Regions from separate parts of the Homo sapiens genome. Here region 1 is linked to region 2. A link is an interaction called in ENCODE POLR2A ChIA-PET data of the cell type or tissue named here. Cell type or tissue: PC-3. All regions are shown on one strand. Each heading gives the region's core, and the rest is flanking DNA. Links, peaks and the distances in the headings are about the cores only.

Region 1 (5,367 bases), core at 99-5,098, 110 kb after region 2:
ACCTGGAAAAAGTGCACTCCAGGCAGAGGGAAGAGCCCGTGCAAAGGACCCGAGGCAGGTGTGCTTAAAGCATGAGCTGTCATCATAAATATTTCCACCCGAGGCTTTTGGAGACTTCTGGCGAGGCTGTTTGCTCTGAGGCCATGACTTGAGATATATGAGGATTTTAGGTAAAATAGACAAGTAGAGGCAAAATCCATGTTATGGGGGCAGGGACAAGAAAGTTACCCCCAAACTTAAAAGGGCCACAGGGAGTGATCAGTTTTAAAAGAAAGCCCCTCAGCTGCCTCTCTCAGCTTCTCCCACCAAGGCCTAGACCAAAAAACAACAGCTTTACGCCAAGTATGGTGGCTCATTCCTGTAATCCCAGTAGTTTGGGAGGCCAAGGTGGGAGGGTCGCTTCAAGCTAGGAGTTCGAGACCAGCCTGGGCAACATAGTGGGACTCTGTCTCTAGAAAATAAAAAAAGCTGCCGGGTGGGGTGGCTCATGCCTATAATCCGAGCACTTTGGGAGGCTGAGGCGAGCGGATCACCTGGGGTCAGGAGTTGGAGACTCCAGCCTGGCCAACACGGTGAAACACCATCTCTATTAAAAATACAAAAATTAGGCCAGGCGCGGTGACTCACGCCTGTAATCCCAACACTTTGGGAGGCCGAGGCGGGCAGATCACGAGATCAGGAGATCGAGACCATCCTGGCCAACATAGTGAAACTCCATCTCTATTAAAAATACAAAAATTAGCTGGGCGTGGTGGCATGTGCCTGTAATCCCAGCTACTCAGGAGGCTGAGGCAGGAGAATCGCTTGAACCAGGGAGTCAGAGGTTGCAGTGAGCCGAGATGGCACCACAGCACTCCAGCCTGGCAACAGAGCGAGACTCTGTCTCAAAAACAAAACAAAACAAAATACAAAAATTAGGTGGGCGTGCCGGGCGCGGTGGCTTACGCCTGTAATCCCAGCACTTTGGGAGGCTGAGGCAGGCAGATCACGAGGTCAGGAGATCGAGACCATCCTGGCTAACATGGTGAAACCCCGTCTCTACTAAAAATACAAAAATATCCGGGCGAGATGGCAGGCGCCTGTAGTCCCAGCTACTCCGGAGGCTGAGGCAGGAGAATGGCGTGAACCCAGGGGGCGGAGCCTGCAGTGAGCCGAGATCATGCCACTGCACTCCAGCCTGGGCGACAGAGCAAGACTCAGTCTCAGAAAAAAAAAAAAAATTAGCTGGGCGTGTTGGCCCGTATCTGTAGTCCCAGCTACTCGGGAGGCTGAGGCAGGACAATCACTTGAACCCGGGAGGCGGAGGCTGCAGTGAGCTGAGATCACACCACTGCACTCCAGCCTGGAAGATGGAGCGAGACTCCATCTCAAATAAAAATAAAAATAAATAAAGAAAATAAGGAAAAAAAAACTTCAAAGCAGGGGAGGCTCAGGTTAGACATTAGAAAGAACTGCCAGCCTGGCCCACGACACAGTCCCCAGAGGAACCTGAAACCCAGCACAGGAGATCTCGTCCAATAGGCTAGATTCTATTCCTGAACCCCAGAAATCCATGCAGAAATCTCTGGGTTCTACTTGAATTCTAAGGGGGTTTGGCAGAGTTCTAGGCCCAGCAGCCCAGAATACGCCCGTCCACCTGGGTCCCCTGAGCAGAGACAGCTGGGCCTCACTCTTGCTCCCAGCGCCCGGGGTCAGAAGAAAGGGTAAGCTGCCCTTTGCCTTAATCGGGCAGAGTTCCTGCCTTGGGCAAACAAAAAGCATGGGTGAAGGGTGGAGGAGAAACAAATCAAATAAAAAAAAAAATCCTTGTTCAGAACGCGGTGGCCGCGCTAGCAGACAAGAGGTCACCAAGGTGTCAGGGCCAGGGAACTGGCCTCTGAGGCTGGAGTCGGGGGTAATTGGGGAAGGCAGCTCCTGCAAGAGAATGGGGCTGGGGAAAGTCCCTTGTGGGGCGTCCCTGGCCTCTTCAGCTCCACGGCAGCAACCAGGGGGCCACGGATCCTAATTGGATTCCTCCAGCCTAGGGCCAGACTGCAGCCCACGGGATCAAGGGATCAGTGGTAATGAGGTTAGCAGGCGCCGGCCCCCACCCTGTGAGGCACCCAGACCCCTGTGAAAGGGAGGGGTGAAAGGGAGGGGAAAAAGGGGAGGAAGAAGCTGTTTGTTCACCCCGGCTCCAGCGGCTGTGATCGTCCCCAGTGTGTCCCCAGCACGTACTCACCCTCCTTCCTCATGCCCACCCGGAAGCACTTCTTGAGACGGCAGTACTGGCACTGGTTCCGGTGGTGCTGGTCGATCTGGCAGTCACGGTTGGACCTGGGGGCACACAGAAGCCAGGGCTCCCTGAGACCCCCATATCCTCCTCCCCGAACCAGCCTATGAGCCGCCTTTGGAGGCTGCCCCTCAGAAATACTAGTAGGGGCCCTCTAGACTGGAGAGGTAGCCCCAAAGGGGTACAGGAGCTCAGCTTGCAGGTCTGCAAACCAGACAGGATAACCCGGATGAGTGGTGATGGATGAAGAGGAATCTGTGGAAAAGCAGATGAACACCCCAGGGAGGGCACATTGGCATGGGTTTTGAAGGATGAATAGGAGTTCTCCAGGTGAATGGCGGGGTGATCCCAGAGAGAGGGTACAGCCAGAGCAAAAGGGTTGAAATACACAAATATGGAGGCCTAAAGAGTTTCATTTTATTTGGTCACTGTCAGGCTGAGCAGGGTCATTGTCCCCAAAAAGATGTGAAGGCAAAGAGGACATGGTCAGAGAGCTGGACTTTGTGAATTAACTAGGGGTCAGGCCAGGGGCTAGTGGTCTGTGGGGTCATAGCATTGTGGGGCCCCAGCATTATCACCCGCACAATGCCCACCCCAAGGAATGAGGAAGTAAACAAAGTCACTCTGGTCCTCAGCCCTGAAGGCCCCACACCTACGCTCTTCCGAGAGGACCACCCAACCCCTATGCAAGCTGGAGATTTTCCTGGTCAGCCCTCAGTGAATGCCGTTGCCTCTTGCAGGGATGAGACAGGTGGCCCCACCCTGAGAGGTGGTGAGCTCCCCATCCTGGGTCAGCCCCCAAGCAGGAAGGTCCAGGCCTTATTCTTCAAATGTCCCCAGAACCTTCTCCCCTTGGCCCCTGCCCTTGGACTCCCCTGGTCTCTTGCCACCAGGAGCTGGGGGCTCTCCAAGGCCTGGGCCTGGAGCAACTACCCCTGGGGTTCCAGCTGGACACCCAGGGGACACACAGAGACAGTCACAGAGTAGAACCACCACTTAAGGGAATTAAACAGATGCATCTCTGCAGTGGCTCACGCCTGTAATCCCAGCACTTTGGGAGGCGGGGGAGGGTGGATCACCTGAGGTCAGTTCAAGACCAGCCTGGCCAACATGGTGAAACCCCGTCTCTACTAAAAATACAAAAATGAGCTGGGCGTGGTGGCGCATGCCTGTAATCCCAGCTACTTGGCAGGCTGAGGAAGGAGAATCGCTTGAACTGGGGAGGTGGAGGTTGCAGTGAGCCAAGATTGACCCACTGCATTCCAGCCAGGGTGACAGAGTGAGACTCTGTCTCAAAAAAAAAGAAAAAAAAAAAGGCTGGGTGCAGTGGCTCATGCCTGTAATCCCAGCACTTTGGGAGGCCGAGGCGGGCGGATCACCTGAGGTTGGGAGTTTGAGACCAGCCTGAACAACATAGAGAAAACCTGTCTCTACTAAAAATACAAAATTAGCCGGGCATGGTGGCGCATGCCTGTAATCCCAGCTATTTGGGAGGCTGAGGCAGGAGAACCGCTTGAACCCGGGAGGCAGAGGTTGCAGTGAGTTGAGATCACGCCATCGCACTCCAGCCTGGGCAACAAGAGTGAAACTCCGTCTCAAAAACAAAACAAAACAAAACAAAACAGATGAATCTCAGCTGCAGATACCCAGCCCTGCCCCTCAGGTGGCGACTGCCCCACTGAGCCTCGGTTTCCTCATCTGAAAATGGGAGGTCAGATATTGCCCTATCATATGGGATGGACTGGGTCAGAGGGGTTCACGGGGGACAGTGCCAAGACCCAGAGCCCAGCCGGAGAACCCAACTTAGGAAAGCTGAGGATCTGCGCCCACTCCCCCGTACCCCCCCTCCACCACTGCCTGGGTCCTGCAGCACCAGCCACTGAGCCCCTGGGAAGAGGCCCCACTAGGGCAGAGGGAGCTCAGGCAGAACCAGAACAAAGCCCAGCGGCTGGGTGGTGGGAGGGTCCAGGGCAGCCGGGTGGAAACGGCCTGGCCTGGGGCGGCCCTGCAGGCAGGCAGAGGCCCAGCTCAGGGGCCCCTGACCTCAGGGGAGGCCCTGAACCTTCAGTCTCAACTTCCCCAGCTGTGGAATTGGGACAGATCCATCCCTCCAAGGAGGGAAACAGTTAAGTTCTTCCTGTTATCCCACCTAAAGAGTGCAAGCTTTTTTGCCCAACCCCATGGCCCAACTCAGCTTCCTCCCTGGGCTTCTGGCCTCCAGTCCAATTTGATCAGAGCCCTCTCCTGCTCACACACCCTCTATGGCTCCCCATTACCCTCAGCCAGCATTTCAGGCCCACCTAGCTCTGACTTCTCCCATGGCTGCACAGTCCCCCTCTTACAGCACAGCTCCCCCAGTCTGCCACTAAGTGTTTTGTCTGGACCACATTCTGGCATGTCCCTGTGGCCTTTCTTCCACCTGCCAACTCCATGCTTCAAGGCTCATGTCCCCTAGCCTCCTCCAGGCAGCCCTCTCTGACCTCCAGGCAGAGCCTCTGCTCTCTCCCTGGGACCCCAGATCCCACAGACTTGGGGCATCTGTCTCACTGTGTCTCCTCCAGACTGGGGGCTTCTCAGGAGCTAGACTTGGAGCTGGGGTCTCTCTGGAGGGGCTGGCATCAAACTACCCAGGCTGGGCCCCAGCGAGACCCTGCTCAATCCATTTGAAGCTCAGAATGGAATGGTGATTTCACCAGGTCACACAACTGACACAGCACAAACCTGTCAGCTCCAAGCAAGGCCCCCCCCACCCAAAATTGCTGCTCCCTGACACCACCCTCAGGAAGCTCCTGGGACCCCAAAACTGCCTGAGCCCCCCTCCCTTACCCTCCCTAAAGATATGACCAGAGAGCAGGCGGTTTTCCAGCAGCAAGAATGAGGCCAAAGTCTAGTGGCCCACTTTGTGCTGGAGGAGGGAGCAAGGCAGCTCTGCCACACATGGCCACACCAGGCCAGCCCTGACCCGGGACCTGGGGCCAAACTCCACCCTCGGGTACCTGGGGCCCTATTTGGTGGCCTCAGCCAACAAGCCTTCCATCAGCCGTTCTCCCTGGGGCCACTCCGATCCGAACTCAGCGGTCCCCACCCTAGCCCCA
Region 2 (5,367 bases), core at 296-5,295:
TTGAAATACGTATACATTGTGGAAAGGGTCAATGGAGCTAATTAACGTACGCGTTACCTGACATACTCAACATGTTTTGTGATGAAAACACTTAAAATCTTCTCTCTTAGGAATTTTCAAAATACAAAAATATTTACAGTCACCATGTTATACAATAGATCGCTTGAATTTATTCCTCCTCTCTAATTGAAATTTATATCCTTTGACCAGCATCTCCCCAACCCTGCCGCCACCCCCGGTAACCAGTATTCTACTTTCTACTTCCGTTTTTTTGAGACAGGGTCTCGCTCTGTCACCCAGGCTGGAGTGCAGTGGTGCAATCACAGTTCACTGCAGCCTCAACTTCCTGGGCCTAAGCGATCCTTCTGCCTCAGCCTCCTGAGTATCTAGGACAACAGGTGTGTCCCACCACACCTAGCTTTTTATTTTTTGTAAAGATGGGGTGTCACTATGTTGCCCAGGCTGGTCTCAAACTCCTGGCCTCAAGCGATCCTCCCATCTCTGCCTCCCAAAGTGCTGGGGGATTATAGGCATCAGCCACAGCACCAGCCCTACTTTCCTACTTCTTTTTTTTCTGAGGCGGAGGTCTCGCTCTGTCACCCAGGCTGGAGTGCAGTGGCACCATCTCGGCTCACTGCAAGCTCCGCCTCCCAGGTTCACACCATTCTCCTGCCTCAGCCTCCCGAGTAGCTGAGACTATAGGCACCCGCCACCACGCCCGGCTAATTTTTTTGTATTTTTAGTAGAGACGGGGTTTCACCGTGTTAGCCAGGATGATCTCGATCTCCTGACCTCATGATCTGCCCGCCTCGGCCTCCCAAAGTGCTGGGATTACAGGCGTGAGCCACCATGCCTGGCCTGCTTTCTACTTCTGTGAGTTTTTTTTTGGACTGGGGGTACATGTGTAGTTTGTTACAGGGATATATTGGGTAATGGTTAGGGTTGGGCTTCTAAAATACCCATCACTCAAATAGTGAACACTGTATCCAATAGGTAACTTTTCAACCCTCACTCCCTTCCTCCCCTTTCCCACTATGAGTTCAACTTTTAAAAATTCTACACGAGTGAGATCATGCAGTATTTGCCTTTCTGTGCCTGGCTTATTAACATAGTATCCCTCAGCTTCATCCATGTTGTTGCAAATGACAGGATCTCTTTGTTTTTTTTTTCGTTTTGTTTGTTTTTTTTTTTTTTTTTTTTTTTTTTTTGAGACAGACTCTCGCTCTGTCACCCAGGCCAGAGTGCAGTGGTGCGATCTCAGCTCAGTGCAACCTCTGCCTCTCGGTTTCAAGCGATTTTCGTGTCTCAGCCTCCCCTGTAGCTGGGATTATAGGAGCCCACCAACATGCCCAGCTGATTTTTCTGTTCTAGTAGAGATGAGATTTTACCACGTTAACCAGGTTGGTGTCGAACTGACCTCAAGTGATCTGCCCACCTTGGCCTCCCAAAGTGCTGGAATTACAGGTGTGAGCCACCATGCTCAGCCAGGATCTCCTTTTTTATGGCCAAATACTATTCCATAGTGTATATAAACCACAGTTTCTTTATCCATTCATCTGTGGGGTTTTTTGTTTTTTTTCGAGACGGAGTCTTGCTTTGTTGCTCAGGTCGGAGTGCAGTAGCACGATCTCGGCTCACTGCAACCTCCACCTCCTGGGTTCAGACGATTCTCCTGCCTCAGCCTCCCAGGTAGTTGGGATTACAGGCATGCACCACCACACCCGGCTAATTTTTGTATTTTTAGTAGAGACGGGGTTTCGCCATGTTGGCCAGGCTGGTCTCGAACTCCTGACCTCAAGTGATCTGCCCACCCCGGCCTCCCAAAGTGCTAGGATTACAGGAGTGAGCCACTGAACCCAGCCTATTCATTCATCTGTTGATGCACACGTCTTGGCTATTGTGATTAGTGCTGAAATGAACGTGAGAATGCAAGCATTTCTTCCACGTACTGATGTCATTTCCTTTGGATATATACCCAGAAGTGGGATTGCTAGACCTAGTGAGATAATAATTTTTTTCCAAAGTTTACAACTTATATTAGAAACATGTTTTTTATATTATAAAAGAAAAAAAAATGTGTTTCTGTTAAAGGAGAGGCGTTTTTTGGTTTTGAGTGAGTCCAGCGCTGTGGGTTTTATAGCCTGGGGGGACCATGGCATCCGCCTTCCCGGTGCGTGTGCCAGATTATATCGCATAGTTGTTGACACCGGGGTCCCACTTCCTCCCTTCTGTCCACCCTGGACCCCACATGATACTCCAGGCACACCAGCCACCCTTGTGCTTTGAGACCGTGCGAGCCCCCGGCCAGCCCAGCCAAGCAGCAACACAATAGCACCCCTCGCTGCGAGCGCTGGGCCGCACTTCCCCCTCGGATGTATAATAGCACCAACCGGATATTTTTAGATGGGCTTTGAAAAGTCGCAGTGTGCTGAGACCGCATACCAGACGCGTGAGGTCACCGGGCCTGGGAGCAGCCTCTATGCATGGATAATTGGTGCACGGGGTAATCGGGTAATCGCAGAACCAGAAAGCCAGCCCTTGGGCAGCCATGGTGGTGGGAGGGGCCCCTCATATCCCAAGGCGTTCCCTGTGTTACGTTCCCAAGACACCAGGCCTGGCTGTGATATTAGAAGTCACTGCAGAGACTTGTCCCCTGGGTTTAAAGTGAGCACTGTGGCTCTTTAAGGTACAAATGTACATTTCTGGGGCACCTCTGCCACAGACCAGGCTTTACACCAAGGTACTACGGGGACCCTGACTCAGAGAGAGACCCGTTTCCTGCTGCAGACACCCCAGGGCCACCAACAGGACTGTCCCCCCCACCCCACCCCTGAGGACAGGCATCCCTTTGCCATCTGCTCATAGTTAAGCAGGGAAGCTTTCTGAGCCCCTTCCTGGGACGTTATTTTAGGGTTTCCCTGACAGATCTCTTTGAATTGAGGGTGACTGGGGAGGAGAGTCTGGTCGTGGGACCACATAGGTGAGGCTGGGCTTCGTGCTGTCAGGCAGGGAGCAAGGAGGAGGGCCTAGGCCCAGGCACCGGGCCCCAGGCTGAAGCTGATTTCCTGCGTGAGCTCCAGACTATGGCCCTGCAGGGTCCCGTGAGCATCCAAGGAGACGAGTCAGTGCCTCGAGACTGGGGGTTTCACTCCAAATAACAACAAAAAACAGTTCTCCAGCTACCCTCTGGAGAGCTGGAAATGAAACCTAGAAAGACCGCAGGGACCCCTCAGCACCTAGAATGCAGCACATATGGGAACCTATGGAAGGGACAAAGGGACCAGTGAGCCCCGACTACCCAGCCCTGCAACCCCTTTTATTTCTGTCTGTGTACATCAATGCTCCGCAGCCGGGGTGATTTGCCGATCTCTGGGGACATTCTTTGGTTATCCCAGATGGCATCGGGTAGGTGGAGGCCAGGGACGCTGTTCAACACCGTGTAGTGCACAGGACGCCCCCATCACACAGGATGGTTCACCCTCAAAAAGTCCCATAGGCACCCAGGAAAGTCAACTTCACCAGCAGAGCCCTTGGTGGTTCCCGCCCACCGACCAGCCCCCTGGGTTTCATCAGACCCTCCAGAGACTGTTTCAAAGTTCAACAGGTCAGACCGGGCCCAGTGGCTCACACCTGTAATCTCAGCACTTTGGGAGGCTGAGATGGAAGGATTGCTTGAGTCCAGGAGCCCCAGACCAACCTGGGTAACACAGTAAGATTCGTGTCGACAAAAATAATTTTTAAAATTAGGCCAGGCACAGAGGCTCACGCCTGTAATCCCAGCACTTTGGGAAGCCGAGGCGGGCAGATCACCTGAGGTCAGAAGTTCAAGACCAGCCTGACCAACATGGAGAAACCCCGTCTCTACTTAAAATACAAAATTAGCCGGGGTGATGGCGCGTGCCTATAATCCCAGCTACTCGGGAGGCTGAGGCAGGAGAATTGCTTGAACCCAGGAGGCAGAAGTTGCAGTGAGCCAAGATTGTGCCATTGCACTCCAGCCTGGGCAACAAGAGCAAACTGTCTCAAAAAAAAAAAAAAAAAAGCCAGGTGCGGTGATACATACCTGTGGTCTCAGCTCCTTAAGAGACAGAAATGGGAGGATCGCCTGAGCCTGGGGGTTGAGGTTGAGGCTGCAGTGAGCTATGGTCGCACCACTTAAACTCCAGTCTGGGCGACAGAGTGAGACCCTGTCTCCCTGTCTCAAACAACAACAACAACAACAAGAGGTGAGCAAGGCTCATGTGGTGACCCAGTCCGCCCCCACCAAAAGCACCCGGCTACTTCCCAGACCCCCTTCTCTGTAGAGGACCAGGTCATCTCTCTCTGGGGCCCCCTCCTTATCACCTTCCTGCTTGGCTCCGTGCCCCATGATCTTGAGCTCCTCCCTGTTTCCTTGTCCCATGACCCAAACAGCCAGCTCCTTGAGTAGTGTGACCCGCACATGGGTCCAGCCACAGCAACTGTCCGGGCTTCAAGCTCTGCCCGAGGCTTTGCAGCTGAATGGAGCCTTCTCCAAGGGAGTATCTGGGCCTCCCATGGTCAGATCCTTTTTTTTTATTTGAAACAGAGTCTCGCTCTGTCGCCGAGGCTGGAGTGCAGGGGCGCAAATGCAGCTGCAGCCTCAACCTCCTGGGCTGAAGCAATCCTCCCACCTCAGCCTCCAAAGTAACTGGAACTACAGGCACCCACCACCATACCTGGCTTTTTTTTTTTTTAATACTTTAAGTTCTGGGATACATGTGCAGAACGTGCAGTTTCGTTACATAGGTATACACATGCCATGGTGGTTTGCTGCACCCATCAACCCGTCACCTACATTAGGTATTTCTCCTAATGTTATCCCTCTCCTAGCCCCCTACCCCCTACAGGCCCTGGTGTGTGATGTTCCCCTCCCTGTGTCCATGTGTTCTCATTGTTCAACTCCCATTTATGAGTGAGAACATGTGGTGTTTGGTTTTCTGATCTTGTGATAGTTTGGTGAGAATGATGGTTTCCAGCTTCATCCATGTCCCTGCAAAGGACATGAACTCATCCTTTTTTATGGCTGCATAGTATTCCATAGTGTATATGTGCCACATTTTCTTAATCCAGTCTATCACTGATGGACATTTGGGTTGGTTCTGAGTCTTTGCTATTGTGAATAGTGCCGCAGTAAACATACGTGTGCATGTATCTCTATCGCAGAATGATTTATAATCCTTTGGGTATATGCCCAGTAAAGGGATTGCTGCATACCTGGCTAATTTTTTAAATTTTTTCTAGATTTGGGGTTTCGCCATGTTGCCCAGGCTGGTCTTGAACTCCTGGCCTCAAGCCATCCTCCTGCCTTGGCCTCCCAAAATGCTGAGATTACAGGCGTGACCACTG

The links. Peaks named below come from ENCODE experiments on the same cell type or tissue, not always from the same donor. Only the 100,000 strongest peaks of a DNase experiment are listed, where the experiment ranks them.
Region 1: POLR2A ChIA-PET joins it to region 2 with 15 read pairs; 12 of 35 experiments call an interaction of 5 or more read pairs at or near these places.

The regions. Positions count from the first base shown.
Region 1 is chr19:17,238,450-17,243,816 of GRCh38, forward strand. NR2F6 (nuclear receptor subfamily 2 group F member 6) reads right to left here. Exons shown (of 4, transcript NM_005234.4): 2 at 2,222-2,316. Among named protein-coding and RNA genes, the nearest start is that of NR2F6, 4.8 kb to the right of the region's middle. RefSeq lists a silencer at 806-984. In PC-3, for the core only: no CTCF peak of the experiment used is centred there; no DNase peak of the experiment used is centred there; H3K4me3 peaks cover 520 bases.
Region 2 is chr19:17,133,202-17,138,568 of GRCh38, forward strand. All of the region lies in intron 2 of MYO9B (myosin IXB), which reads left to right. Among named protein-coding and RNA genes, the nearest start is that of SNORA118, 44 kb to the left of the region's middle. RefSeq lists enhancers at 1,181-1,790, 1,791-2,399, 2,400-3,009. In PC-3, for the core only: no CTCF peak of the experiment used is centred there; a DNase peak (open chromatin) is centred at 2,470; H3K4me3 peaks cover 711 bases; H3K27ac peaks cover 2,469 bases.